Linked DNA regions of Homo sapiens: region 2 is linked to region 1. A link is a loop called in an ENCODE intact Hi-C map of the cell type or tissue named here. Cell type or tissue: Caco-2. All regions are shown on one strand. Each heading gives the region's core, and the rest is flanking DNA. Links, peaks and the distances in the headings are about the cores only.

Region 1 (15,884 bases), core at 3,302-11,301:
GCATGTGATCTCTGTGACCCACACCCTATTCGTACACTCCCTCCCCTTTGAAAATTGCCAATAAAAACTTGCTGGTTTTATGGCTCGGGGGCATCACGGAACCTGCTGACATGTGATGTCTCCCCCAGACACCCAGCTTTAAAATTTATCTCTTTTGTACTCTTTCCCTTTATTTCTCAGACCAGCCGACACTTAGGGAAAATAGAAAAGAACCCACATTGAATTATCGGGGGTGGGTTCCCCCGATACTACATGTCATATGGTGAAACCACCTTTGTAAAAATTATAACTGAGAAAATTATGACAGTGAGAGATCTGACCTAACCAACTCCATCTTGCTTCTAACCTCCAAGCTGTCCTTGTTCGTTCCTGAGCATAGGCCTAACTAACTTTGGGAGAAACTCAGTTTACAGTTTAACTTTGAAGCAAAGATAACAGCCCTTTCCCTCTAGGCCGGGCATGGTGGTTCACCCCTGTAATCCCAGCACTTTGGCAGGCCGAGGCAGGCGGATCACGAGTTCAGGAGATCGAGACCATTCTGGCTAACATGGTGAAACCCTGTCTCTACTAAAAATACAAAAAATTAGCCAGGTGTGGTGGCGGGCACCTGTAGTCCCAGCTACTCAGGAGGCTGAGGCAGGAGAATGGCATGAACCCCGGGAGGTAGAGCTTGCAGTGAGCTGAGATCGCCTCCAGCCCGGGCAACAGAGCGAGACTCCATCTCAAAAACAAAAACAAACAAAAAAACCCAGCCCTTTCCTGAAACAAACCCTCTTCTTGTCTGGGGACCAGACTGCCTTTGTAGGATTAACAAAAGCCACAAGATTAGAGAGTATGGTTTAGGAGTCATGCAGCCAGGGGCCAGGGGTCACAAGATTTTAAACCTTCCCAATTGCTACTGGGGATAACATCACTATTGTAAAACCTAAGATTGGTGCTCGAGATATTTTTCAGACCCAGCACTCGATGGATCAGCTAGTGCCACCCAGATTGATAAACTGGGTCATCTGGTCCTGTGGTCCCCACCCTGGAATTTACTCAGTGCAGTTAGTCAACTTTGACTCCCTGTGATTTCATCTCTAACCCAACTAATCAGCACTCCCCACTACCTGGCCCCCCACCCACCAAATTATCCCTGAAAACCTCTGATCACTGAATTTTCAGGGAGATCAAGTTGAGTAATAACTCTGTTTCTCCCATGGCATGGCTGGCCCTGTGTCAGTTAAAGACTTTGTTTACTGCAATGCCGTGGTCTTTTTGTAGCAGGCAAAAAGAACCCATTGGGTGGTTACAATGGTAGATAACAGGGCCCAGGACAGAATTCCTGCTGGGTGCATAAAAGCTATTGTCATTACCAACACCATCATCACAAGAATCTTACAAACACTGCTGTGGGGCGGCAGGGAAGAGACACCTCTGTGCAGTCTTTTGGATGTTTGTCAAAATATACAATGACTCTAACTCAGCAAGTACCGCCTCAGAGGGAATAGTTATGATTTTTACATGAAAGCACACCATAGTAACATTTGCCTACTTGATTTTATTTTATTATTTTCTTATAGCTGCATTTTTTTGTTTTTCTAAATTTATAAAATAATATATAATTATTGTATGCAACATGATGTTTTGAAATATAGATACATTGTGGAATTGATAGGGACAGGAGGTAGGGAAATTCTGGGCAGAAGAGGCCAGGTCCATCAAGCTGAAAATCTTGATACCACGGCCCAAAGTGAGAACTTACATCCCTGTTTTCCCACTCAAATGTTGCCTTTTCCAAAACCACCCGTGGCTCACCCTGCCCCCCATCCTATGCCCATAAAAACCCCAGGCTCAGCCGGCAGAGAGAAGAAAAGCAGCTGGACATTGGAGACTATGGTTGGATGTTGGAGAGAAGCAGGCTGACTTCAAAGGGACAGCTTGACAGCGTAGCTTTGGAGAGGATGGCCAGGGATGGCCAAACTTCAGGGGACGATTACCTTCCTGCTCCATCCCCTTTTCAGCTCCTCTTCCTGCTGAGAGCCACTTTCACCGGCAATAAAATCCCCTGCATTTACCATCTTCAATTTGTTTGTGTGACCTCATTCCTCCTGGATGCCAGACAAAAACTTGGGTGCCATGAGTGTGGGTACAAAAGGCTGTCGCACTGACCCTCCACTGAGCTGTTAACACTTAAGCTATGCATGGATGGCAAAGCTAAAAGGGCACTGTAACACTTCGTCAGGGGCTTCAGGGGTCACAGCACCTTCCCCTAGACACTGCCGTGGGGCTAGTATGGAATTTGCTCTTGCCAGCACCCAAAAGCCCTCACCCTGTCTCCTGCACCCACTCACCTGTGCTCCCCTCCCCATGAGGGGTGGAACAACAAGCGAGTGGAGTTCGTCCCTGACAGCGCCCATGTACTCTAGTTCCCATCCAAGAAGGGGTCAGGGAAATATCCTGCTTCAGAATGACTAAATCAAGCTCATTAACATATGCATCACTTCACATTGTTTTGTTTTGAGACAGGGTCTCATTCTCTCACCCAGGCTGGAGTACGGTGGCACTATCGTGGCTCACAGCAGCCTTGACCTCTTGAGCTCAAGCCATCCTCCCACTTCAGCCTCCCGAGAAGTTGAGACTACAGACGTGCACCACAACACCCAGCTAGTTTTTTGTATCTTCTGCAGAGATGGAGTTTCACCATGTTGTCTAGGCTGGTCTCAAACTCCTGGGCTCAAGCACTCCTCCTTGCCTTGGTCTCCCAAAGTGCTGCGATTACTGGTGTGAGCCATGGCACCAGCCTTAGTTATCTTTTTTGTGTTGAGAAGACTTAAAATCTACTCTTTAAGCATTTGTCAAGAATACACCGTAACTACAGTCACCAGGTTGTACAATAGATCTCTTGAACTTATTCCTCCTAGCTACCTGAAATTTTATATCCTTTGACCAACATTGCCCCACTCCCACCACCTGGCAACCTCAGCCTCTGGTAACCAACATTTCACTCTATTTCTATGAGACAACTTTTTTAGGTTCCATATATGAGTGGGATTATGTAGTATTTGTCCTCTGTGCCTGACTTATTTCACTTAATATAATGTCCTCCGGTTCAACCTTGTTGTCCCAATTGACAGGATTTTCTTCTCTTTTATGACCAAATAGTATTCAGTTGTGTATCTCTACCACATTGTACAAATCCGTTTATCTGTTGATGAGCACTTCAGTCGCTTGACTATTGTGAACATTGCTGCAATGAATATGGCAGTGCAGATATCTTTTTGACATACCAATTTCAATTCCTTGTGATGTATACTCAGTAGTGGGATTCCTGGGTCATATGGTAATTTTATTTTTATTTTTATTGATTTATTTCTTTGGGACAGGGTCTTGCTCTAAAGCCCACTCTGGAGTGCAGTGGCATGATCATAGCTCATTGCCATTTTGACTTCCCAGGCTCAAGTGATCCTCCCGCCTCAGCCCCCTGAGTAGGTGGGACCACAGGAATGTGCCACCACACCCAGCTTATTTATTTATTTATTTTTGAGACAGGGTCTGGCTTTGTTACCAAGCTGGAGTGCAGTGGTGCAGTCTTGGCTCACCGCAATCTCCATCTCCCAGATTCAAGCAATTCTACTGCCTCAGCCTCCCAAGTAGCTGGGACTACAGATGTGCGCCACTATACCTGGCTATTTTTTGTATTTTTAGTAGAGACAGGTTTCACCATGTTGACCAGGCTGGTCTCTAACTCCTGACCTCAAGTGATCTGCCTGCCTCAGCCTCCCAAAGTGCTGGCATTACAGGAGTGAGCCACTGCACCCAGCCACTAATTTATTTTTATCTGGAAAAGAAAAGAGGTTCATTTGGCTCAAGGTTCTACAGGCTGTACAGGAAACATGACATCAGCATCAGCCTCTGATGAGGCCTCAGGAAGCTTCCACTCATGATGGCAGGTGAAGGGGACCTGGTGTGTGGAGATCACATGGCAGGAAGCAAGGGAGAACTATTATTACTGTGGGGTCAGCACCAACACATTCATGAGGGATCCGCTCCCGTGAGCAAAACACCTCCCACTAGGCCCCACCTCCGACACTGGGGATCAGTTTGCAACCTGAGATTTGGAGGGGACAAATATCCAAATTATATCAGGTGGACAGTGTGGCTGAGGCTTTCCCTGCTTCAGACGGAATTGGACACAGGCTCTGGGAGAGAAGATACAAAGTGCCGAGACCAGCTCAGTCAGGGAGACCCTAACCCAGCGGCACTAGAGGAATTAAAGACACACACACAGAAATATAGAGGTGTGGAGTGGGAAATCAGGGTTCTCACTGCCTTCAGAGCTGAGAGCCTCGAACAGAGGTTTACCCACGTATTTATTAACAGCAAGCCAGTGATAAGCATTGTTTCTATAGATTATAGATTAACTAAAAGTATTCCTTATGGGAAACAAAGGGATGGCCAAAACAAAGGGATGGGTATGGCTAGTTATCTGCAGCAGGAGCATGTCCTTAAGGCACAAATCGCTCATGCTATTGTTTGTGGTTTAAGAATGCCTTTAAGCGGTTTTCCGCCCCAGGCGGGCCAGGTGTTCCTTGCTCTCATTCCGGCAAACCCACAACCTTTCAACATGGGCGTCATGGCCATCATGAACATGTCACAGTGCTGTAGAGATTTTGTTTATGGCCAGTTTGGGGGCCAGTTTATGGCCAGATTTTGGGGGTCCTGTTCCCAACACAAAGGGGTGAGGAATGAGGTCGAGTGTTCCAACACAGTTTTAGCAAATGCAGGTACAGACACCCAGGGTGGGTGTAACTGAAACGCATGCTTCATGGAGATGCACTCAGCTGAGATGCCTGATGTGTGTGGGGAGGGTGGGTGCAGGTTAGCCTGAGCATGGTGGCAGCGTGGGATTCGGACACAGAAATGATTTGCAGGAGTCAGAGGAGGGTCGGTGTGCTAGTAACCTACTGCTGCACAACAAATTATCCAAAAACGCAGAGGCTTAAAACAACATCCTTTTATTATCTCTTCGTTTCTGTGGGTCTGGAACCCAGGCACGGCTCTGCTGGGTTCCCTGTTTCATGGTCTCTCCCAAGAATGCCATCAAGGTGCCAGCCAGGACAAATATCTCATCTCATGGCTCAACTGGAAAGGGGTCACTTCCAAGTTCATTCACTTCATACAACCTGTCGGACTGAGGGCCTCAGTTCTTCCCCGGCTTTTGGCCTGAAGCTGCTTTCAATTCCTTCCCTCTTGGGCCTTGCAGAACGGAGAGCTTGCTTCATTAAAGCAAGCAAACCAAGAAGGCAGTTGAGTTTGCCATAAGACAGAAGTCACAATCTTTTGTAATCTCATCATGGAAGCCACCTCCCACCACCTTTGCCATATTCTTTGGGTTAGAAGCAAAGTCATAAAGTCGGGCCCACACTCAAGGGAAGAAAATGACACAAGGGCACCCAAACAGGAGGTGGAGGTTGTTGGAGGCCCTCTTAGAAGTCTGCCTAACACCAGTGGGGAGGTCCCGAGAGAAAAATATCTCAAACTACCCTCCCCCCGGGTCTGGACTCTCCTTGAGAACTATTTAAAGAGAGAATCTTTTAAGGGAATTAAGTGGCAAAGAAAAAAAGTTATAAAAATGCTAATACTCCAAAAACTTTCTGGGGAGTTCCTAATGGTTTATAAGCACTGTGCTTAGTTTCTTACGAGACTGCCTTTTAAAAATAGTAATTAATGGGCTGGGCGCGGTGGCTCGCATCTGTAATCCCAGCACTTTGGGAGGCCAAGGCGGGCGTATCACCTGAGGTCAGGAGTTGCAGACCAGCCTGGCCAATATAGTGAAACCCCATCTCTACTAAAAATCCAAAATATTAGCTGGGCGTGGTGGTGGGCACTTGTACTCCCAGCTACTCAGGAGGCTGAGGCAGCAGAATCACTTGAACTCAGGAGGCAGAGATTGCAGCAAGCCACGATCGTGCCACTGCACTCCAGCCTGGGCAACAGAGTGAGACTCCATCTCAACAAAACAAAACAAAAAATAGTAATTAATGGAAAACAGGTAATTCACCTGTAATTTATCAAAACCAAAGCTTCCTCACCCCAACCCCTACACAGGGTCAAATTCAGTGTTTTGTCCTCGGGAAAAACCTGACAGTGTTCTAGTTGTCTTTTGCTGCACCACAATCATCCCAAAGTTTCACAGCTTAGAGCGATGTGGGGGTTTTTTGGTTTGGGGTTTTTTGTTTGTGTGTTTTTTAAGACAGAGTCTCAGTCTATCACCCAGGCTGGAGTGCAGTGGTGCAATCACTGCTCACTGAAGCTTTGACCTCCCGGGTTCAAGCGATTCTCCCGCCTCAGCCTCCCTAGTAGCTAAGACCACAGGCTCATACCAACACACCTGGTTAATTTTTTAATTTTTTGTAGAGACAGGGTTTTTCCATGTTGTCCAGGCTCGTCTCAAACTCCTGGTCCCAAGCATTCATCCCATCCCAGCCTCCCAAAGTGCTGGGATTGCAGGCACGAGCCACTGCTCCAGAATCAAAGCAATGTTTATTCTGCTCACGAATCTACAACTTGGATAGGACTCACTGGGGCTCATGTCTGCTTCACTCAGCATCAGCTGGGCCACTTGAAGACAGGGGACTGGAACCTTCTGAAAGCTCTCTCACTTACAAGTCTGGCAATTGATGCTGGCTCTCAGATGGGGCTGTGACCAGGATACCTACAGGTGGCTTTTCTGTGCATCTGCTTGGGCTTCCTCACAGCATGGAGACTGGGTTCCGAGGATGAGCACCCTGAGAAAGAGAGAGCCAGGCAGAAGTTATCCCCTTTTATGACTTAGCCTTCAAAGTCACCTGGGGTCACTCCTGCCACAGTCTCAGGCCTGCTAGATTGAAGGGATGGGAACATAAATCCCATATCTCCATGAAGGAGATCAAGTCATCGAGGTCATTGTAAGGAGGGCATGTGGCATAGGATATATCCGTGCATTCACCTTTGGAAAATACAATCAGCCACAGAGAGCAAACAACCCCACCACCATCCCACCCCTGAGCTTTCACGGGTGTCAGTGACAACAAGCATCGTAGGATGAAAAGAAGTCAGCAATCATGAAAAAATAAAGCAGCAAGAAGTACAATCCTTTCCACCTCGTCTCCCATGAGAGCAGGAGGTTGGGAATGAATCCATCTCCCTGAACTAGAGAAGAGACGTGCAAGGTCACTGGGCCGAGCCTGTGGGTTTGGGTTTCTCAGCTGGCCTGTTACGATGAAGCTTGTTCTTGTCTATTGCTGCACACCAAATTACCATAAATTTAGCAGCTTTAAACAACACCCGTTTATTATCTCACAGTTTTGTAGGTCAGGAGTCCAAGCAGGCTTGGCTGGGTTCTGCTCCGGTCATTACAAGGCTGAAATCCAGGTGTCCGCCAGAAATTCTGTTAGCCAGGGCTTCTATCATCAGTTCTTCTCTGCAGGGCGCTGCTAGGGAGGTCCTGACCACCAGAGGGCACTAGAACCACAATCCCGGTCCCAGGGAACTTTGCTTGTGCTCCCGCCCCTTTCTGTCAAAATGCTGTCCGGCCACCAGCGGCAGCAGCGTCTGGGAACTTGTTTGAAAAGCAGAACCTCAGGACTTAAAACCAGACCTGCTGAATCAAAATCTGCATTTTGTCAACTCCCCCACCCAGGCAATTGGTGTGCACCCTTGAGGGCCAGGCTGTAACTCAGTGGTTCTCTACCTTGGCTGCGTGTTAGAACCACCAGAGGAAGTGTGTGTGTGTGTGTGTGTGTGTGTGTGTGTGTGTGTGTGTGTGTGTTTGAGATGGAGTCTCCCTCTGTCGCCCAGGCTGTAGTGCAATGGCGCGATCTCTGTTCACTGCAACCTCCGCCTCCCGGGTTCAAGCGATTCTCCCTCCTCAGCCTCCAGAGTAGCTGGGATTACAGGCTCCCACCATTACGCCCGGCTAATTTTTGTATTTTAGTAGAGACGGGGTTACACCATGTTGACCAGGCTGGTCTCGAACTCCTTACCCCAAGTGATCTGCCCAGCTCGGCCTCCCAAAGTGCTGGGATTACAGGTGTGAGCTACCGCGCCTGGCCCAGAGGAACTTTTAAAATCCCTGATGCAAGGGACTACCCCCAGAGATTTTGATTGCATTGGTCTGGGGTGCAGCCTGCTGCCCGGATTGTTAAAAGTTTCCCTGGGGATTTTACTGTGCAGTTAAGGTTGAGAAGGGCTGCAAGCCTGGGTCATTGCACACTGTAAGAACCTTGTGTATGAATGGAACTGTGCTATGGAACAACTCCACACCACCTGTGTGTGTAGGCATAGGAGAAACACATAAACCCTGACCCTCAAGGGTCTCCTGGAATGCAAGACCTCAGCCCTCAGGGGCCTTCAGATAAAGGTGCGGTCAGGGCAAACATGGAACACCAAGGACGTGTGATATTATTTTCCAGGTGCTTCAAAGACTCAAGTCAAACACCAACTGCTCAGATAGCAAATTCTAGTTCACCCACCCCACCCATGCTCAGTGATGGGGCTCACGGCAGTTTCCTGTAAGTGTTTGCTGGGCTCGCCTTTCTAACTCCACTGTGGGCCCCCTGAGAGAAGTAATGAGTCGGGTCCCCACTCAATGGAGCCCTGTTCGCAGTTGCTTTTGTGACGTAGGAAGAAACCAGCTGGTGGTGGAATTGGTGAGTTGTGCTCCAGGAAAGAAGGTGCCTGGAAGACAGAGATCAGCGATGTTAGGAGGCACTCTAAAAAAATATATTCTTTCCTATTTATATAGAGCTTCATGGTTCCCAAAGCACTCTTAGGTGCACTGTTGCATTTTTGTAACACCCATCTGCATTAGATTAGAGTTTATCTGTACAGATGAGGAAAACTGAGTGACAGAGGCGTAAATAGATATGCGGGAATTTGCATGAGTCAGGCAGAATTAGAACAAGAAATCGCCTTCCTAAATTTCCTAATTTCCTATATGCTGTTTCCAGGATGTAGCAATACCCAGCTTCTGACTTCTCTTTCCTCACCGTTGAGACCATTTCTGGGGGATTTTGTCTTCATTCTTTCTTTTTGTTCTCCTCCCCAAAATTGTGGGTTTGTTTAGTCATTCTGGAATTCTCTGTTAATCTCCCACCAAATGTCCATTGACGTACTTGATTTCTCATTTTTGAAGGAAGATTCACCAGGTGTAAATTCTTAATATATGCTAGCAAAGACAATGATTTCATCACATTATAAACTTCTCGAATGCAAGAAACTTATTTCCCATTTTATCTCTAGCACCTTTGACAAATATTTGTGGAATGAATGAATAATGAATGAAGGGGATTTGCAAAGTTAAATGTGAGTGAGGGAGGAAGCAGACCCAGGAAATTAATCTGGAGCCAGTCTGCAGGTGGTGTGGTGGGCGTGGTTGTAACCTCTGGACCAAGAGCTGTGAACGATGGTGCACAAAGAAATACTGTCAGCACCACAGAGAGTGGGTTTTATCTTCTCAAATAATGGCCAACTTTCCTGCATCTTCTTCCCTTTTCCTGCTCCTCTTGAGGATGTATTCCCTGCTCAAATGAAATGCTGAAACGTGGCTGGGCGCAGTGACTCACACCTGTAATCCCAGCACTTGGGGAGGCCGAGGCGGATGGATCACCTGAGGTCAGGAGTTTGAGACCAGCCTGGCCAACACGGGGAAACCCTATCTCTACTAAAAATACAAACATTAGCCAGGCATGGTGGTGCAGGCCTGTAATCTTAGCTACTCGGGAGGCTGAGGGAGGAGAATTGCTTGAACCCAGGAGGTGGAGGTTGCAGTGAGCCAAGATTGTGCCACTGCACTCCAGCCGGGGTGACAGAGTGAGACTCCGTCGCAAAAAAAAAAAAAAAAAAAGGGCTGAAACGTTCTTTGAAGAATTCAGCGAGCCTTTGGATACTGACTTTCAGTAAAGGCCTCCCCGGCTCCGTGCCTTTTTTTCTATAAAGTGTCCTTACTCTTCTGGGGTCAGAAACCCTTCCCCTTCTGGGGTCCCCAAACAATGCTCCTCCCTGAGACAAATGAGGTGTGGGAAGGATGTGAGTGACATGCCCTTCTTCCACCACCAGTGTTTCTGCTGAAACCATATTCACTTTATTAAATTAATCAGGGAAGAAGGGACGGGGAGAAATGAAAATAACCAAGCTTGCAGCACATTCAGCGGTCATCATGAGGTCATCCTGCTCTCTGACCTGCCCTTTCTCACAGTGGTTTGGTGCCTGTTGTTCTAGAATCACACAGACCTGTTCCAAGATGATAGTTCCCCTTAACTGCTCTAGAGATAAGAACTTGAACATTACGAAATGTTAAGTTTTGGCCGGGTGCAGTGGCTCACGCCTGTAATCCCAGCACTTTGGGAGGCCAAGGTGGGTGGATCTCCTGGTCAGGAGTTCGCGACAAGCCTGGCCAACATGGTGAAACCCCGTCTCTACTGAAAATACAAAAATTAGCCAGGCATGGTGGCAGGTGCCTGTAATCCCAGCTACTCAGGAGGCTGAGGCAGGAGAATCGCTTGAACCCAGGAGGCAGAGGTTGCAGTGAGCCAAGATGGTGCCACTGCACTCCAGCCTAGATGCCAAGAGCAAAACTGCCTCAAACAAACAAACAAACAAACAAAAGAAATGTTAAGTTTTCCATTTGAGATATTTTTTCAGGTTCTGTATACTGATGAAACCACTGATGCCATTTGGTCTGAAGGAACCCACAGGAGCTGCTGACTCACTAAAGAATGCAGTTTTCACACCCTGATTTCATCCCCCTAACCCCAAGCAATCAACCACCCCAATTCTCCAGCTCCTCGTCCTTCCATGATCCCCTTAAAATCGCCAGCCCAGAACTCCTTGGGGAGATGGATTTGAGGGTTTCCTCTCATGTCCTCACTTGGCGCCCTGTGATCATGAAACTCTTTCTCTGCTGCCAACCCTGCTGTCTCAGTGGAATGGTCTGTCACTGCACAGTGGATGTGTGAGCCTGTTGGTCCTATAACACTGCTTCATCAGAATGCTCTGAGGCTCCATACCCCAGGCCCACCCTGCACTGGCCAGCTCCCCCTGCCCTTCTCCCCATTGCTGTACTCCCACCCTCCTCCACTTTCTTCCCTGAGAGCTGGCTCCCAGGGTCTGCAGGGCTCATCCAGGTTGGTTCTGTGGCCAAGGGGCATGGTTCCAGCTCAGCCCCTTCTGCCCCTTGGACTTGAGAACCAGGGTCTGCAGTCCACAGTGGAGTAGGCCTTGTGTATGGGCTCTGGGTCCATACTTAGGACCTTATGAGGGGCAGGTGATGGTAGAGGAAGAGGCTACCCCTAGTGGGCATTTGATTGGCAATGGGAAGGCTTAGAAAGGGGTCACAGGCTGGAGAGCTTCATGGACTGCATCCCACCATGAAGGAAATGGAAACTTGGCTTTTCCATTCTCAGGTTACAAGGGAAGAAACTTTCATGATGGTGTTGATAAAGAATATTCTGACTGAATAAGTTGGGGCCAATTTGGGGTTGGGTCTCAGGGAAATGAAGAGGCTGTAAGAGCCCAAATCTTTCCCTTCACGTGGCCCCCAGAGTCTTTAAACTCTCCTACTTCTTCAAGGCCCAAGCCCCTTCCTTCAACTCATCTTGGATCACACGTGAACAAAGTAACAAACATTTATTAAGAATTTGTATTCACAGCCTGGCACAGTGGCTCACGCCTGTAATCCCAGCACTTCGGGGAGGCCGAGGCTGGTGGATCACCTGAGGTCAGGAGTTCGAGATCAGCCTGGCCAACATGGCGAAACCCCGTCTGTACTAAAAATCCAAAAAATTAGCCGGGCATCGTGGCGGGCACCTGTAATCCCAGCAACTTGGAAGGCTGAGGCAGAGAATCGCTTGAACCCGGGGGGCAGATGTTGCAGTGAGCCGAGATCATGCCATTGCACTCCGACCTGGGCAACAAGAGCAAAACTCTGTCTCAAAAAAAAAAAAAAAAAAAAAAAAGGATTTGTATTCACAAAACTTCGTGCCAGGCTGGATGCAGTGGCTCATACCTGTAATGCCAGCATTTTGGGAGGCCAAGGCGGGAGGATCGCTTGAGCCCAGGAGGTGGAGGCTGCAGTGAGTTATGATCAAACCACTGCACTCCACTCTGGGTGACAGAGCAAGATCTTATCTCAAAAAAACAAAAAATCACCCAATTCTGTGCCACAGGGAAACTTTTGGGGACTATGAATGCACACATTTGCTAGAAGCCATTGAAGTATACACTCAAAATGAGTACATTGTGTGTGTAAATTATACCTCAATAAGTTGATTTAAAAAAACTGCATCAGAAGATTGGCAAGAATATTGGTAATTGTCAAAGCTGGATGATGGACACGTGGCAGCTCATTATGCTTTTCTCTCTACTTTTGAGAATGTTTAAATTTTTCATAATAAAAAAATAAATTTATTCTGTGCTAATACATTTAGTTCTGGGAAGCAAAGTGTCATTGGGTATGTAAGAGTCACACTTTAATTCTTCCATGTCACAAGCAATTCACTGAGCACCAGCCTTGTGCCAAACATTGGGCTGGTACACTGGAAATCTTATGACAAGGTCACAGCCTGCCCTTGTCCCGATGGTTTGCACAGTGGAGGGAAAGAGAAGGGCGCTTAACAAATAATTGCCCAGGTAAATGGTGACTTTCATAATCCATATAAAGAAGCCAGATGCCATCAGATATGATGGAAGAACCCACCTTGCTCTAGGCAATCAGAAAGGCTTTCTAGAGGAGGTGGTGGTTAGACTGGGTGCTGAAGGATGAATAGGAGAGTGAGAGAAAAATACAGGAGCATTTGTTGTTATTGTTGTTGTTGTTTTGAGACAGGGTCTCATTCTGCTTCCCAGACTGGAGTGCAGTGGCACTCACTATATAGTGGCACTCATAGCTCACCATAAACTCGACCTATTGAGCTCAAGCGATCATCCCGCCTCAGCTTCCCCATTAGCTGAGACCACAGGTGCCCTCCACTATGTCCGGCTAATTTTTTTTCTTTTCTTTTTTGCTAGTGACGGGGTCTTGCTATGTTGCCCAGGCTGGTCTTGAACTCCTGGCCTCAAGTGAGCCTCCCGTCTCAGCCTCCCAAAGTGCTGGGATTACAGGCGTGAGCCACAATGCCAAGCCATACAAAGGAATGTCTTAATTCAGCAAGCTTTTATGGCATCAATGCTATGTGATTAATTCCAAGTACTTTTCCCTGGGGAACTCTTATTCTACCAGGAGATTCCAAATGGTGGTAAACACTTTATTATGATTCAAAGCGTTAATTACTATAATGGAAAAAACCTATCTCATTGGGAACCAAGGAGAGAAAGAATTCTTGGAGAGAATTATTGCTGAAGTATTTACAATGGAAGTTGCTGCTAAACTGGGTGTTAAAACACAGTTGATGTTCGCTAGGTGCACCAAAGGTCTGCATGAAGCAGAAGTGCTCCAGCTGTTCAAAACCTCAAATGAGCACTTTGTTCCAGGAAGAAAGACAAGGGCCTGAAACTGGACTTTGGAAAGCGGGTGGATTTGTAGAGGAAGGAAGAGCATTGCAGGAAGGTGGATCGCACAGGTTTTAAGGGGTACCTTCTGGTGGTGTGTGAGAGACAGAGTGAGTGGAGCTGAGGGAGCACCCTGAAGAGCAGGGGGATATTTGGCTGGGTGTTTAGCTAGGGTAGGGTCAACACGGAACCCTTCGATGCCAAGATGAGGAGGTTGGAAAGGACCCTGACAATGGGACCTCACTCCCAGTTGCATTCCCCTATCACTGCCTCAACTTTAGGTGTGTGGAAGAGCAGACCCTGGTGGCCTTTCAGTACCAAGAGTCATCTTTGGTCAAAATTGCTGAGGATCAGGTCTGACTAGGAGCACCTAGTCTGGCTGGAGGCAGAGGTGGCCAGGAGCCGAGCACCAGGGGAGAGAGAGCTCTCAGCATGATGAGGAGAGCACCATCCAGTTTACATATTTCTTTCTGGAGGAATCTTCAAGTTCTCCCAACTTGATTCAGGACAGGTGACCCCCAAACTGGGGCTTAGCATGTGAGGGTTCTTGGCTTTGCTCAAGAAAGAATTCAAGGGTGAGCAGTATGGGCCAGTGGTAGGGTAGAAGAAAAGAGGCTCATTGAAGAAGCCGTGTTACAGCTCCATGACTGCTCCTGCAGAGCAGGACTACCCGGTCCCGTAGGCAGACAGCAGCAGCTCAGAGCAGTTCTGCAGTCAGATTTATGCTCACATTTAATTGCACGTAGATTAAGGGGCAGTTTATGCAGACATTTCTAGGGAAGGGGTAGTAGCTTTGGGGTCATTATATCATTGCCATGGAAAGGGGTGGTGACTCTCCGGTGTTGCCATGGCAATGGTAAACTGACATGGCGCACTGGTGGGTGTGTCTTATGGAAAACTGCTTCCCTCCCGTCCCTGTTTTAGCTAGTTCTCAGTTTGGTCAGGTGTCTGAGCCTCACCTCTGGAGTTGAGCCCACCTCCTACCTCACGGGTGTACTGCAGCCAGTGAGTGTCATTGAGTCCCTGCATATAACAAACAGACTCCGAGATCTGCCTTCACCCAGTGGCAGTTCATGACCTTTTGGACATGGTGCATAGATAGTGATAGAATAGAAAGGCAGTAACGTCATCCACTATGCATTGTCTTCGTTCTAATCACAAAATAAGTGTTTGAAAAATTAAGCATTATATTTTCAGGTGCCTTTCAAATTCTAGACCCAGCGTACATACATACATACATACATACATATATATATTATGCATAACACATCTATGTGCCGTATTTACTTTTTTTTTTTTTGAGATGAAGTCTCACTCTGTTGCCCAGGCTGGAGTGCAGTGGCGCCATCTCGGCTCATTGCAAGCTCCGCCTCCCAGGTTCAAGTGATTCTCCTGCCTCAGCCACCCGAGTAGCTAGGCATGTGCCACCCTGCCCAGCTAATTTTTGTATTTTTAGTAGAGATGGGGTTTCCCCATGTTGGCCAGGCTGGTCTTGATCTCCTGACCAGCCTCCCAAAGTGCTAGGATTACAGCATGAGCCACTGCGCCCAGCCTTTATTTACTTTATAACTGTACTTACCTTATGTAATGAGTATATATGAAGTAGTGCTAAAATATACATATTTAACATTTAAATATCATGCAGCATTAAAAGACATGGCTGGGTCCAGTGGCTCCCATCTGTAATTCCAGCACTTTGGGAGACCGGCAGGCAGACGGAATGAACCCAGGGTTTTGAGACCAGCCTGGGCAAGATGGTGAGACTCCATGCCTACAAACAATACAAAAATTAGCCAGGCATGGTGGCATGTGCCTGTAGTCCCAGCTACTCAAGAGGCTGGGGTGGGAGGATGGCTTGGGCATGGAAGACCAAGGCTGCAGTGAGCTGGGATGGCATCATTGCACTCCAGCCTGGGTGACAGAGCAAGACCCTGTCACAAAAAATAAATAAATAAACAAACAAACAATAAAAGACATATAAATAAATAACTGTCCTCTACCTTGCATCCACATCCCATAATCAATCATTTTCGTCTTTTGGCTCTTCTATTATTGCTTTATGTTGCTGAATAATTTGCATATTCTAATATCTCTTTTGCATTTTAATCAGTATTATTGAAGGATAGTTTATATACAATAAAATGTGTCTCTTTTTTGTTACTTATCGTTTTGAAACACCTGTATTCCACATGTGTTTATTAGGTGTTTACGATGCTCTAAAAGTGCATTACAAATAAGTCATCAAACCACTAGCTTAGCAAATTCACACAGGCATGTCAGCAGTGGGGAAAATAAAACAATTAATTATAATGTCCCATTAATAATATCCTGTAAATATCAAACACAACGCATTTTTTTTCTTTGTCCTCATTGCA
Region 2 (15,884 bases), core at 2,764-10,763, 120 kb before region 1:
GAGTTCTCACTCTATTAAGCCCTGCAAGAGCTGATTGTTAAAAACAGCCTGGCACCTTCCTCCCCTCCTCTCTCGCTTCTTCTCTTGCCTAGTGATCTTTGCACATGCCAGCTCCTCTTTGCCAGCCTAAGGCCCTCACCAGAAGCAGATCCTGGCATCATCCTTCTTATACAGCCTGCAGGACTGTGAGCCAAAGAAACCTCTTTTCTTTATAAATTACCCAGCCTCAGGTATTCTTTTTATAGCAACACAAAAATGAATGAAGGCATCCCTCTCTTCAATGCTGCAGGAATTGTTTTCATTACAGGTTTGGGCTGCTCTATAATTTCATATAAATGGGAGCATACATTATGCACTGTTCTTAAGCCTTAAGGAGTCTTTCATTCAGCATCATGTTTCTGTGATCCATCCATGTTGCCTGTTATCAGGAATTCATTCACTTTGATATCTGAGTATGAATGCACCATGGTTTGTTTTTGCTTTCTATATAAATAGACATCTGAGGTACTTCCAGGTTTTACATATTATGAATAAGGCTGCTGTGAACTTTTCTGGTGCAAGTGATTCTGTGTCCATGTGTTTTTATTTCTCTTGGGTTAATACTTAGGAATGAAATTGCTCAGTCAGACTAGATATATGTGTAGTTTTCTGAGAAACCATATGAACTTTTTTCCAAAGTGGTTTTACAATTTTATATTCTCTCCAGAAATGAAGAAGAGTTCCAGGTACTCCATATGCCTGCCAACATTTGGATACCTGGGTTGGATACCTTTTAAACTTTATCCATTTCGGTGGCTGTGTAGTGGTGTATTGTTGTTTTAAATTTTCATTTCTCTAATGACAAATGATGTTGAATACTTTTACGTGTGCTTGTTTTATGATACTTCTTTATAGGAGAATTGTTCAAATATTTTGCCCATTTATTATGTGGCTGGGCATTTTATAGTTGACCTGTAGGAGTTCTTTATAGATCTTGCACACTTGTCCTTTGCTAGATATATGTTTTGCCAATAATTTCCCCAGTTTATAGCTTATGGCTTGCCTATTTATTTTCTGAATTAAATACTTTTGGGGCAAAAGTTAATCTCGTTTATGGTTTCCAGATAATAAATTTTCTTTTGATGCAATCTCATTTCTCAGTATCTTATTTTATAATCTTTCTATTCTTAAAAACTCCTTTGTAGCCCAAGGGATTAATCAGGGTCTCTTACATTTTGTTCTAAGACGTTTATAATTTTTTGAAAACCTTGTTTTTTGAATCCATCTGGAATTTGTTTTCATAACTGTCTGAGGTGAAGACGTCAGCATTTCTCCCATACACACAGCCAATGGTCTTCGAACTCAACCGCATGTTTGAGGAGGAGAAAGAGGAGGAGGAGTCCATCCATCATTCCTCTGTTTTCTCCCTTCTTATTTTTTTTGAGACAGGGTCTTGCTATCACCCAAGCTGGAGTGCAGTGGCACAATCATGGCTCACTACAACTTCCACCTCCTGGGCTCAATTGATCCTCCTGCCTCAGCCTCCTGAGTAGCTGGAACTATAGGTGCATGCCACCACGCCCGGCTAATTTTTGTATTTTTTTGTAGAGATGGAGTTTTGCCATGTTTCCCAGAATGGTCTTAAACTCCTGGGCTCAAGCAATCCACCCCCCTTGGCCTCCCAAAATGCTGGGATTACAGGCATGAGCCACCGCGCCCAAACTTCCCTTCTTATTTTTGGATGCCATCTGTGTGATTTGTTTCCATAGTCCCTGTGATCAAGTATTCATTAATGAGAAAAAATTTCCCCCTCCCAGAACAGCAAATTCCTGGACCCTTTCTCTCACACACACTCCCATCATTCAATTCCACAACAATACTTTGATACATGTACACAATCCAAAGTGAATGTGCACAATCCACTTCTCATGCCCCCCACTGCTGTTGTGTGTCCAAGCCATCATTACCCTCCACCTTAGGGGCTCAGCCTCCTGACTGGTCTCTCAGCCTCCGTGCTCATCCGAGCAACCAAAATCATCCGCTTAAAATCTACGGCAGATCATGCTGTCCTATGCTTTAAGCCCTCCAGTCATTCCCATCTCTGAGGATGTCATCACTTTATAATGACAACCTACAAGGCCCTCCCTATTTTGTGTGTCCCCATCCCTTTCTGCTCTCCTCGCCCCCACTCTCTCTCGTGCTGACCGCAGCCCCATCAGCTTACTGACTGCCCCACGAGGATGCCAGGCATCCTCCCTTCGATCCTTTGCAGTGGCTACTTCTGCTGTTTCCAGTGTTCTTCCCTCACGTGTCTGTGTGGGTCACTTGATGACCCCCTTCTAGACCTTGCTCAAAACTCACCTTCCTAGTGAGGTTGTCCTCTCTTCCACGTGCACATGGAGACTTCTGCTTCTCCTTACTCCAAGTGTCAAACCTCCACAGGCAATTTTATTCTTCATAACATGTGTTACCAGCTAAACTGCCACATCATTTATGTGTGATTACGATTGTTGTTTATTTTCTCCCCCCGCCAACTCGAATGTAAGCTCTGCTGACATTTTTGCTGCTACTTATAATAGGTCCCAGCTCATCCCAGATGCTCAATAAATATGGCAAATTGACAAATAAATGAGTCAACTGCCTTCTGAATATTACTGATTCATCCACAGGGTTTCACACTATTAAAAACCGAACACTATTGAAAGCTGAACTCACCCTACGAAAACAATGCATGTCCATTTGTCTAAGGCAAGTGGCTACAGTCACCCTGGTCATGTGTGGCAGTTAATCGTCTCACTTCCCTCTTCTGCTACTTCCTCTCCAGCCACTCTCAGCTCCTCTAGAACGGGAGCTCATTGTCTCGTCTTTGCTTTGGCCAAAGAACCCCCGGAGCCCCTTTACCTCTGTTCTAGCACCCATTGGATTCTTCCTTCCAAGGAAGTACAAGAATGTTTCTAAAAGCTACATATCATCATTTCACTTCTTTGCTTTCACTCCTTTCGTGACTTTGCATACTTTCAGGATGACCGACAAGTGCCCATCACGTACATTAATTTGTCCGTTATCTGGCCCCTGCTGATCATTACAGCCGTACACCCCAGGCTTGACTTCATTCTCCAGCTGTACCTGACTACCTTCCTTGTGTCCCACAGGCTCACAGCCTCTCTGGCTTCCTTGACTTTTCACATAATATTTCCTTGATGTGAAAATAGCCCCACTCTACCTAGAGGCTTCCTCCTGCTTCTTGAGGTGCAATTAAAGTTCCTTCTCTCCCGTATTTAATACTATGTCCTTCTTACCTGCTCTCCGATCCCTAGCACAAAGTCCTATTTAAATTTTTGATATGCATCTGTCTCTCCTACTAGAATGTAAGTTCTTGTAGGTCAAGAAATGTCTTTGAACCCTATCTCACCAGTGACTAGCACAGTGTCTAGTGCAGGTTCATCACTAAGTAAATGTTTAATAAAATAATACATAAGAAGCTGGCAGAAATTCTTGGGTTTTCCCTCTTTCCTCCATCTGAAGGTGGTTTTCCTGGGTTATAAAATGCCTTAGAAATTATAGAGTTTTCAACAATGAAGTCTAGTTTAGATTCAGCCTGACTCTATGATCAGCCATGGGTTGGGTGGAGTGTCAACTTTTGCAACTTGAGATTTTAGTGGTTTAAATAGGGACAAACTGTATCTTTTCCCACATAGGCCCAATCCAGGTACTTACTTGAAAATAATTTATTTTTCTTTCATTTTTTTCCTTTTTGAGAGGGAGTTTCGCTCTTGTTGCCCAGACTGTAGTGCGGTGGCGCGATCTCGGCTCTCTGCAACCTCTGCCTCCCGGGTTCAAGCAATTCTCCTGCCTCAGACTCCTGAGTAGGTGGAATTACAGTCACCCACCACCACACCCAGCTAATTTTTTGTATTTTTAGTAGAGATGGGGTTTCACCATGTTGGCCAGGCTGGTCTCAAACTCCTGACCTCAGGTGATACACCCTCCTTGGCCTCCCAAAGTGCTGGGATCACAGGCATGAGCTACTGCGCCCGGCCTCAAAATAATTTTTTGCAGGACTTTTTAAAGGAGTATGATAACAACTTTTGAGTCATATATTTTATCCTAGACTTAAAATGTTTCAGTAATTACCCAGTGGCATGAGCTCTTTCTTTCATTGTTCTTGCAGGCCCAAGAGGCTGGATGCCAAACCTATCCTCTCCATGTGAAGCACCAACTTGGGGGTGTCAACTAAAAATATGAGACCCGTAAACTTGGAAAGGAAGACTTTATTTCTTGAGAAGGGTTGCAAACTGCAGGCTGGGAAGTGGCACCTCCAGCTGAGACCACAAACAGGTACTTTGAGGGAGATAGGGTGGGATAGGAGTTTTATGCCAAACAGGTTGGCTAAACAGACATATTCAACAGGTCACAGGGGGAACTATGAATATTCATGAAAGGGGGTCATATGTGTGCTTGATAAGCAAACATATGTGTTACATACATCCCATGTTCACCTTCGAGTGGAGAATTAACATTAAAATGCAGTAAAATTAGGTTCTGTATGTTAAAAGGTGAAACACAGGACATGAAGACACTTTGTACACAGCCTCGGTGAACCAGCCAGAACCAGCCCATGGTTGAATACTTTGTAGCCTAGTCAGTTTGTCACTTCAAAACTGCAAAAAGGGCTGGGAGTCAGGCCGCATCAGCAGGCAGTTGGTTGAAGTCAGCGGAGGGGTGTTCCATTCTTTGTTTTTCCAGGGCTTGTTTCTGTTTAATTTGGGAAACAAACAAAAAAAAACCCTGGTAACAGTGAGGAAGGGGTATACGGAGGCGCAATTTCCCATCTCCTTACGGCCGGGAAACTTAGTTTTTAGTTTTTTGGGGGTCACCTTGGCCAAGAGGGGTCTGTTCAGTCAGTCAGAGGGCTCAGGGTTTTATTATTTATTTGTTTGTTTATTTTTCTGAGACGGAGTCTCGCTCTGTCACCCAGGCTGGAGTGCAGTGGCACGGTCTTGGCTCACTGCAACCTCCACCTCCAGGGTTCAAGCAATTCTGCCTCAGCCTCACGAGCAGCTGGGATTATAGGCACATGGCACCATGCCCGGCTAATTTTTGTATTTTTGTAGAGATGGGGTTTCACCATGTTGGCCAGACTGGTCTTGAACTCCTGACCTCAGGTGATCCACCCCACCTCGGCCTCCCAAAGTGCTGGGATTACAAGCGTGAGCCACCTCAACCGGCCTCTGGGTTTTATTTGTATTTCACAGTGGAATGCCTGGCCCCAATCTAATTTAAAAAAAAAACACATAGAAAAGATATTCAAACATTTTTAAAAGACGAAAACAGTAAAGTGTGCTTTCCTGTCACACAGCAGGGAGGATCTGACCTTTGGGGAGGTCAGATGGTGTAGGGGAAGCACAGAGGGAGGTGGCAAGGGCATGTCCTGGTCTCTCTTTCTCTGGACCTCTCCTCTTCCTGGGCTGATATCCTCACACTCTCATCAGAGACATCAGAAGTCAGCACAAACAGTCCTAGAGTGTGCTACTTCCATGTCACATTAGCTGAGCCACAGAAAATTTTGAAATGTCAAGTCTGGCTCAACCTGTCACCATTCATAGAAGGCATCCTTCCTTCTAGACTGGCCTAAAAGTGAAGACCCCAGAGCAGAGACTCATGAACATGAAGGAGGCTTTAGATATTTAATCCGGAAAAGCAAGTAAAAGGACCATGGAGACAAATAGGTTAAAAGAAAAGGAACAGCTTGCCCGCAGCGGGGTGGGAGTTGCTGGAGGTGCTACCAGTCCCAAGACTAGAAGGAAAGTGTCCCAGAGCTTGAGTCTTCCAGGCTTACAGACAAAACCAGAGTGGAGCACAGTTGGTACTTACAAGTCTCTCTTTCCTCCCCACAGTGGACTTTCTCAAACTGGGGTATTGACCTCTGATGAACCGCCATGCAAACCCGTGCCTTTCAACATAAAAAGAAGCCCTTCGAGGTGCTCACCTTCAAGCTTGCTAGAGGAGGAGGAAGAGCAGGTTGAGTTTGACATAACTAGAATGGGTTGAGCCTTTCCAGCAGAGTAAGGTTCTTTCATGGTGGACAGTGGCCACCCACTGCCATTTCTACAAGAAGATTTTGCTTCTTAGGCACTGAGTTCCTGGTTCTTTCACTAGAGAAAAATGAGTAGGTTGGCAATCCAGTACTTCCATCTTCTGTGAAGACCTGGGCAGGCAACGGGGGCTTGGGGGCGGGGGCAGGGACCAAAGACAAGGCTGCCATTTGCTGTGCCCACCACAGAGGGACATTTACTCCACCTGAAGCACAAGTATTTTCTCAGTGATGTTGGCTCCTACAAAGTCAAAAGGGGTAGGCTCCCTGGCTTACGCTCCAGGAGTTTGGACTGAAAGGGACACTAAAAGTGTCTTCCTCTAAGTTTATGATGTTGCCCTCCTCTGGCTACAACAGTGCTCTGGCCATAAGCATCCCAGGTTCTCTGAATGATGGTGGGTATGGAAATGTTCCCAAACACAGGTATGGCGGTGTCCCCTCCCACTGTACCAATCTATGCCCAGGGCTGGAAGGTCCGTGGTGCTCTGAACTGGATTCATAAACAGTAGCATCTCCAACCACAAGTGTGGTGTCAGGCCCTCCAACAGTAGCACATGTGCTCCCGTGGGTGCCTGATAGAAAGTGGGAACATGTGTTTATTAGCCAGGTGGGCCCCAAATGCTCTGACGAGGTGCAGAAAGAGGACTCTTTGTCACAGTTGTGCTGTGCCCTCCCATTGCAACACATGTGCTCTGAACAGGTGGAGCCCAGGTGCTTTGCATGTAGGCGGACACAAGAGGGCCTCTAAGCACAAGTGTGGTGTTGGAACCCTCAAGGCTACCGATGCATTCTGGCCAGGTGTGTCCCAGGTGGTCTGACTATAGACAGCAACAGAATTATCTCCAGCACCGTTATAGAGATACCCGTCCAACTGATGTGCTCTAGCGGGATGGGACCCGGGTGATCCGAACACAAGGAGGAACAGAAGTTTATTCTGATATATGCTCCTTCTTAGCGATGTTATCTCCTTCAATAGTAACAGGTATGCTTTGGCTGGGTGGGCCTCAGTCACTCTGTAGCCAGGAAGGAAAGGGCTCCCAAAACAGATTTCTGCTCCGTAGAGCTGATCTTCCCTCATTGCAACAGGGATGCTATAGGCAGGCAGGACCTGGTGCTCAGGTCTAAGCCCTTCCTAGAATAAGTTGTGGTTCTGAGTGTTGTCAGCCCTTCTGCAGATTTCAATGACCCCTGACAAGGAGCCAGGGTTTGGGACAGACACAATGACTGCAAACCTGCCACCACCCAAAGGGGCTTAGATATTGATGGTGCATGGCACTGCTGCAGTGGCCCTTTATCTTGATCCCCTTTTTTTTTGAGACGGAGTTTCGCTCTGTCGCCCAGGCTGGAGTGCAGTGGCGCGATCTTGGCTCACTGCAAGCTCCGCCTCCAGGGTTCATGCCATTCTCCTGCCTCAGGCCTCCACCTCTCAGGTTCAAGCGATTCTCCCGCCTCCGCCTCTGCCTCCTGGGTTCAAGCAAACCTCCGTCTCCTGGATCCAAGTGATTCTCCTGCCTCAGCCTCCCAAGTAGCTGGGACTACAGGTGTGCGCAACCACGCCCAGCTAATTTTTGTATTTTTAGTAGAGATGGGGTTTCACCATGTTGGCCAGGCTGGTCTCGAACTCCTGACCTCAGGTGATCTGCGCGCCTCGGCCTCCCAAAGTGCTGGGATTACAGGCGTGAGACACCATGCCCGGCCCTCAGTCTCTTTTAAGCAAGGATCAGGGGAGTAATCAGATGGCCCATATAGCGCTCCTGCTATTGAAGGAGCGCAGATGTCGCTCAGATAGCGACAGGAAGAGAAGTCAGTTTCCCCCTGCAGGTAGGATCAGTACTTTTCCTAAGTGGCTGCACTTCTTTGAGGTGCAAGCATACAGTGCTGTCTTTCTGAGAGCCCTGGCATGACACCAAGGGGAGGCCCCCTTCTGATGTAAACACTGAGCTTGCTGGGTTGCATAAGGCCTCTCAGGGGTGATATAAACCGAGGGGGTAAAGGTGACCGTGTTGCTCCCAGGAACTGTTTTCAGAAGATGCACAGGTGCAGCAGGAGGATTCCTGCCAGAAGCAGGAACAGAGAGGGCAGGGAGAAAAAGGAGGATGGTGGCCTGGGGGCCAGGCGGGGTGAGGCTTACTGAGGAAGTTGTCCGTGAAGAGCAGTTTGTGTGCTGTCTGACACTGAGAGTCTAGTAAGAAATTTGGAGAGGTCTCCTAGCTGCATGTTCCTCCAAGGCAAACCATGCTGGATGTTTGTGACATGTCATTGGAACACACACCAGAGAAAGTGTGTGCTAGAGCAGAGAGGGAAGACAAGGCACCAAAGGACAAAGGGGAATCCCAGCAGGACTTTTGAGAGCTTGAGACAGCTCATGCTCTTTGCAGGTGCTTGGCACCAGGTGTGCCCGATGACATGGAAAAGCATCCAGGACTGTGTATTATAGGACCCCACATAACTGTCACCCCCAGATCACCAGGTCTGCAGGCTCCTCAGCATCTAACCTAGGGGCAGCAACTAGTGCCTGTGAGTCTCCTAGCCCTTTTCTCTGGGGTTATTGGAGGTCAGAGGTCAGAGCGCCCTAGATCCTGCCAGGAAGGGGCCCTGGCTCACAGGAGGTCAGGGTAGGAGAGGTGGGGGTGTGGCCAGCAGGGATCAACTCTGTCTCATGCCATTACTGGTGCACCCAGGTGGCCCAGCAGGGCTGCAGCTGCAAGACACGTGCTCTGATGGGGAGGAGAGACCAAGCAGTGTGGGGCGTGATTTGCCCTGACCTCTTCCTTTCAGGCAACCTCTGCAGAGGACACTAGTTTACCCCCACAATGTCCCCTTCCCATGTGGTAGCTCAGGGTTACCACACACTGTTTCCTCCAGGGATCCCTCTAGGGCCTCTCAAGTCTTGGAGCAGGCATATCTTCTCTGTGGCCACCCAGGAAGGTGTGGGTCCATGGGCATGAGATGTGAGTCCAGCTGGGCTGTGAAGGTTTCTGAGATGGGTACTTGGCACCCCAATTTTCCCAGGTCCTGCACCCCATACCATCCCTTCCAGGCAAGCAGATCTTCCCTCTTTTAACAAATTTTTCGAATTGCAAACAGCATTTAGGACTTTGCGCCTTCCTCAGGTCACCCATGTGGGCGTAAGGGAGAGTCAGGATTTGAACTCAGACTGTCTGATTCCAGAGTTTATCCATTGACCACCTGACAGTGGTGATGCCTCATCATGTGTGTCACGTATTTACATTTTTAAATAGTCCTTAGGGTACTTAGCACCATGTACACCTGTCATGAGAGTGTTCACTGCCTGCATCAGAAGATGCAGGGTGGAGAGCACCAATTGTCAGCACAACCATATTGGGCATTTCTCTGCTAAATGAGTCTTGCACAAACCACACAGCTGTCTGTGAACTATCTTCTCCCAGGTACAGGACAGGAGACCACTTAGGTGCAAGATACACTCTGTCTTAAGAGCCTTATGCTCCAAGGACACCAACATCTCTTGTGACAATTCCATAGACCTACTTTTTAGGATCCTGGCTGAAATTGGCAATTTACTGATATCAAATAGTGTACTCTATCAGGATGGTAAATAGTTCCTTATATTTAGAACTCTTTTTTTTTTTTGGACAGAGTTTCACTCTTGTTGCCCAGGCTGGAGTGCAATAGTGCAATCTCAGCTCCCTATAGCCTCCACCTCCCGGGTTCAAGTGATTATCCTGCCTCAGCCTCTCGAGTAGCTGGGACTACAGGCATGCACCACTATGCCCAGCTAATTTTGTATTTTTAGTAGACACTGGGTTTCACCACGTTGGTCAGGCTGGTCTCGAACTCCTGACCTCAGGTGATCCACCTACCTCAGCTTCCCAAAAGCGTGAGCCACCGCGCCCGGCCTTTAGAATGCTTTAATTTTCTCTCAGAGACTATTTTGTGGTTGGGAATGACAAATTACAGTTCATGAGCTGAATTCTTTCCAGTCTGTTTCTGTAATGCCAATAACCTTAGAATGGTGATAAGAGTTTTCAAAGTTTGTAGAAAAGAGGAAAGGAAAAAAGGAAGAAAAACAGAGGAAAATATGCAACAGAGACCATATGCAATCTTCAGAGCCTATAATATCTACTATCTGGTCCTTTACAGAAAAATTTGCCTCTTTTGTGATTTTCAGTGTATAAGTCTTGTACAGTATTTACTAATTTATCCTTATGTGTTTTATAAGTTTTTTGTATGCTATCGTAAATGGTATCTTTTACATTTTAGTTTTCAGTATTCACCACTGGAAAATACAGTTGATTTTTATATATTCACCTTGTATGCTAGAACTTTGCTAAATTCACTCTTTACTTTTAATAGTTTCTTTGTGAATTCCTTAGGATATTCTATGTTCACAGTCATGTTTTCTATGAACAAAGAGAGTTTTGCTTCTTCCTTTTTATCCTGTATGCCTTTTATTTTTATTTCTTACCCTTATATTTGCTACAACCTCCAGTAAAATGTTGAGAAAAAGTAGAGATGTAGACATAGTTTGCCAGTCCCTGATCTTAGGGGAAAAGTATTCAACACGGAATTGAGTCAAAGTTTGTGGCATATGCACTTAATCACTCAAAAGACATATCCTCTAATTCCTAGTTTGCTAAAAGATGTAAGATTGTGTTAATTTCTTTGCCCATTTTGTTAATTTCTTTTAGTTCCCACATCTGAGGGAGAACATGTAGTATTTATCTTTCTGTGCCTGACTTATTTCGCTTAACACAATGTTCTCCAGGCTCATCCATTTGCCACAAATGACATGGTTTTATTTTTTTAACGACTGAATAGTATTCCATTGTGTATACATAATGCATTTTCTTTATCCATTATCTGTTGGTGGACATTTAGATTGATTCCATATCTTAGCTATTGTGATAAGTGCTTCAATAAAGATAGGGGTGCTAACCAAGCACACAGGCTTAATTAGCTTGACAATTCTTACACAAAGTAGAGATTTCCGAAAGACACCACATTCATTGAGTAAATTAGGAAAACTAAAACCTGCCTGGCAAGAATGATGAAGAGGCATATCTGTGGAGGCTTTGGATCTTGGTGGAAAAAATTAAAAGGAAAGAAATCTCTCCCTTGAAATTCTTAACCAAAGTCTCTACCTTCTGGAGTTAGACATCATATTATCCAAACAATTCCATATCAATCATTTTGTGTAAAGTAGTACTGAGTTGGTAGTGGCCCCATATATTACATCTATACCCACAAAAGAATTTTTTAAGGACACATGGGTACCTCTGTCACTTGTCATCTGGTTCTCAGTGTTGACATGGAGCAATTTGTAATCTAAAAAACCTGCAGTCTTATCTAACAATACTCAGGTCCTAGGGAAATATTTCTCCATATCTCTTGCAATGAGCCTGGTGTGGTGGTGCACCTGTAGTCCCAGATACAGAGATGAAAGGATCACTTGAGCCCAGGAGTTTGAATCCAGCCTGGGCAACATAGAAAGACCCTATCTCTTAAAAAAAAAAAAAGGCAATGAAAGAAATTGAAAAGGAAACAAACAAGTGTCAAGACATCCCATGCTCATGTATTGGAATAATTAATAATGTTAAAATTAGCATACTACCCAAAGCAATCTATAGAATCAATGCAATCCCTATCAAAATATCAATGACATTTTTCACAGAAACAGAAAAAGAATTCTAAAATTCATATAGAACCAAAATATCCCAAATAGCCAAAGCAATGCTGAGCAAAAATGACAAATGTAGAGGCATCACATTTCCTAACTTCAAAATATACAACAAAGCTATAGAAACCAAAACAGAGTGGCATTGGTATGAAAGGGGAAACATAGACTAATGGAACACAATAGAGAACCCAGACATAAATCCGTATATTTACAACCAACTGATTTTTGACAAAGTGCCAAGAACATACATTGGGGAAAGGACAATGTCCTCAATAAATGGTGCTGGGAAAACTGAATATCCGTATGCAGAAGAATGAAACCAGATGCCTATTTCTCACCACACAAAAAATCAACTAAAAATGGATTAAAGGCTGTAAGACCCAAACTAGAAAACCACTAAAAGAAAACATAGGAGAAATGCTTTAGGACATTAGTTTAGGCAAAGATTTCATGGCTAAGACTTCAAAAGCACAGGCAACAAACATATAGACAAGTGGCAATATATTAAACCGAAAAGTTCCTGCCCAGAAAAGTAAACAATCAGCAGAGTGAGGAGACAGCCTGTAGAATAGGAGAAAATCTTTGCAAACTATTCATCTGACAAGAGACATATCCAGAGTATACAAGGAACACAAACAACTCAACAGCAAAAACTCAAATCATCCAACTAAAAGGTGGTCTATAAATTGAATAGATATTTCTGAAAAGAAGATATACAAATGACCAACAGGTATATGAAAAATGCTCAATATCGCTAATCATCAGGGAAATGAAAATCAAAAGCACAATGAAATGTCATCTCACCCTGGTTAGAATGGCTGAAAGAAAGAAAAAATAAATGCTGGTGATGCTGCAGAGAAAAGAGAAATCTTTTTTTTTGTTTTTTGAGACGGAGTCTCACTCTATTGCCCAGGGTGGAGTACAATGATGTGAACTCAGCTCACAGCAACCCCTGCCTCCTGGGTTCAAGTGATTATCCTGCCTCAGCCTCCTGAGTAGCTGGGATTACAGGTGTCTGCCACCACACCCAGCTATTTTTGTGTGTGTGTATTTTAGTAGAGATGGGGTTTCACCATGTTGGCCAGGCTGGTCTTGAACTCCTGACCTCAAGTGACCTGCCCTAGTCGGCCTCCCAAAGTGCTGGGATTACAGGAGTGAGCCACCATGCCCAGCCAGAGAAAAGGAAACTCTTATACACTGTTGGTGGAATGTAAATTAGTACAGCCATTTACTAATACAGTATGGAGGTTTCTAAAAAAAAAATAAAAATAGAATTACTATATGATCCAGGTATCCCACCACTAGATATTTGTCTAAAGAAATGGAAATCACTGTATAAAAGGGATACCTGGGAGGGGTTCCAAGATGGCCGAATAGGAACAGCTCCAGTCTACAGCTCCCAGGGTGAGCGATGCAGAAGACGGGTGATTTCTGCATTTCCAACTGAGCTTTGAAGAGAGTAGTGGTTCTCCCAGTACGGAGTTTGAGATGTCAGAATGGACAGACTGCCTCCTCAAATGGGTCCTTGACCCCCGAGTAGCCTAACTGGGAGGCACCTCCCAGTAGGGGCTGACTGATACCTCATATGGCCCAGTGCCCCTCTGAGATGAAGCTTCCAGGAGGAACGATCAGACAGCAACATTTGCCGTTCTGCAATATTTGCTGTTCTGCAGCCTCCACTGGTGGACCTGCAGCAAACTCCAACAGACCTGCAGCTGAGGTCCTGACTGTTAGAAGGAAAACTAACAAACAGAAAGGACATCCACACCAAAACCCCATCTGAACGTCACCATCATCAAAGACCAAAGATAGATAAAACCACAAAGATGGGGAGAAACCAGAGCAGAAAAGCTGAAAATTCTAAAAATCAGAGCGCTTCCTCTCCTTCAAAGGAATGCAGCTCCTCGCCAGCGATGGAATGAAGCTGGACGGAGAATGACTTTGACTAGTTGAGAGAGGAAGGCTTCAGACAAGCAGTAATAACAAACTCCTCCGAGCTAAAGGAGGAAGTTTGAACCCATGGCAAAGAAGCTAAAAACCTTCAAAAAAGATTAGATGAATGGCTAACTAGGATAAACAGCGTAGAGAAGACCTTAAATGACCTGATGGAGCTGAAAACTATGGCATGAGAACTACGTGATGCATGCACAAGCTTCACTAGCCGATTTGATCAACTGGAAGAAAGGGTGTCAGTGATTGAAGATCAAATGAATGAAATGAAGCGAGAAGAGAAGTTTAGAGAAAATAGAGTAAAAAGAAATGAACAAAGCCTCCAAGAAATATAGGACTATGTGAAAAGACCAAATCTACGTCTGATTGGTGTACCTGAAAGTGATGGGGAGAATGGAATCAAGTGGAAAACACTCTTCAGGATATTATCAAGGAGAACTTCCCCAACCTAGCAAGGCAGGCCAACATTCAAATTCAGGAAATACAGAGAATGCCACAAAGATACTCCTCAAGAAGAGCAACTCCAAGACACATAATCATCAGATTCACCAAAGATGAAATGAAGGAAAAAATGTTAAGGTCAGCCAGAGAGAAAGGTCGGGTTACTCACAAAGGGAAGCCCATCAGACTAACAGCAGATCTCTTGGCAGAAACTCTACAAGCCAGAAGAGAGTGGGGACCAATATTTGACATTCTTAAAGAAAAGAATTTTCAACCCAGAATTTCATATCCAGCCAAACTAAGCTTCATAAGTGAAGGAGAAATAAAATCCTTTACAGACAAGCAAATGCTGAGAGATTTTGTCACCACCAGGCCTGCCCTACAAGAGCTCCTGAAGGAAGCACTAAACATGGAAAGGAACAACTGATATCAGCCACCGTGAAAACATGTCAAATTGTAAGACCATTGATGCTAGGAAGAAACTGCATCAACTAACGAGCAAAATAACCAGCTAACATCATAATGACAGGATAAAATTCACACATAACAATATTAACCTTAAATGTAAATGGCTACAGACACAGATTGGCAAATTGGATAAAGAGTCAAGACCCATCAGTGTGCTGTATTCAGGAGACCCATCTCAGGTGCAGAGACACACATAGGCTCAAAACAAAGGGATGGAGGAAGATCTACCAAGCAAATGGAAAACAAAAAAAAAGCAGGGGCTGCAATTCTAGTCTCTGATAAAACAGACTTTAAACCAACAAAGATCAAAAGAGACAAAGAAGGCCATTACATAATGGTAAAGGGATCAATTCAACAAGAAGAGCTAACTATCCTAAATATATATATGCACCCAATACAGGAGCACCCAGATTCACAAAGCAAGTCCTTAGAGACCTACAAAGAGACTTAGACTCCCACACAATAATAATGGGAGACTTTAACACCCCACTGTCAACATTAGACAGATCAATGAGACGGAAAGTTAAAAGGATGTCCAGGAATTGAATTCAGCTCTGCACCATGCGGACCTAATAGACATCTACAGAACTCTCCACCCCAAATCAATGATATACATTCTTCTCAGCACCACACCACACCTATTCCAAAACTGACCACACAGTTGGAAGTGAAGCACTCCTCAGCAAATGTAAAAGAACAGAAATTATAACAAACTGTCTCTCAGAACACAGTGCAATCAAACTAGAACTCAGGATTAAGATACTCACTCAAGGAGGAGCCAAGATGCCCGAATAGGAACAGCTCCTGTCTACAGCTCCAGTCTACAGCTCCCAGCGTGAGCGACGCAGAAGACGGGTGATTTCTGCATTTCCAGCTGAGGTACCGGGTTCATCTCACTAGGGAGTGCCAGACAGTGGGCGCAGGTCAGTGGGAGCGAGCACCATGCGCGAGCCGAAGCAGGGCGAGGCATTGCCTCACTTGGGAAGCGCAAGGGGTCAGGGAGTTCCCTTTCTGAGTCAAAGAAAGGGGTGACGGACGGCACCTGGAAAATCGGGTCACTCCTACCCAAATACTGCGCCTTTCCGACGGGCTTAAAAAACGGCGCACCACGAGAATATATCCCGCACCTGGCTCGGAGGGTCCTACGCCCACGGAGTCTCGCTGATTGCTAGCACAGCAGTCTGAGATCAAACTGCAAGGCGGCAGCGAGGCTGGGGGAGGGGCGCCCGCCATTGCCCAGGCTTGATTAGGTAAACAAAGCAGCCAGGAAGCTCGAACTGGGTGGAGCCCACC

What was found. A loop is a pair of places that touch in the nucleus more often than their neighbours do. Peaks named below come from ENCODE experiments on the same cell type or tissue, not always from the same donor. Only the 100,000 strongest peaks of a DNase experiment are listed, where the experiment ranks them.
Region 2: a loop joins it to region 1, with 9 times the contacts of the local background. A loop is called at or near these places in 3 of 110 quality-filtered maps.

The regions. Positions count from the first base shown.
Region 1 is chr19:34,965,860-34,981,743 of GRCh38, forward strand. LOC124904700 (a long non-coding RNA gene) reads right to left here and starts at 7,768. Exons shown (of 2, transcript XR_007067237.1): 1 at 7,325-7,768; 2 at 6,507-6,770. LOC124904699 (a long non-coding RNA gene) reads left to right here. Exons shown (of 2, transcript XR_007067236.1): 2 at 1,832-2,061. In Caco-2, for the core only: a CTCF peak has its summit at 7,483 (motif pointing right); DNase peaks (open chromatin) are centred at 7,532 and 8,362.
Region 2 is chr19:34,844,816-34,860,699 of GRCh38, forward strand. It overlaps LINC02965 (long intergenic non-protein coding RNA 2965), which reads left to right. Exons shown (of 5, transcript NR_186333.1): 4 at 4,151-4,317; 5 at 5,877-6,110. LINC03049 (long intergenic non-protein coding RNA 3049) reads right to left here and starts at 15,839. Exons shown (of 4, transcript NR_182286.1): 1 at 15,634-15,839; 2 at 15,359-15,487; 3 at 5,854-5,979; 4 at 4,236-4,734. RefSeq lists an enhancer at 15,640-15,884. In Caco-2, for the core only: a CTCF peak has its summit at 6,819; a DNase peak (open chromatin) is centred at 6,826.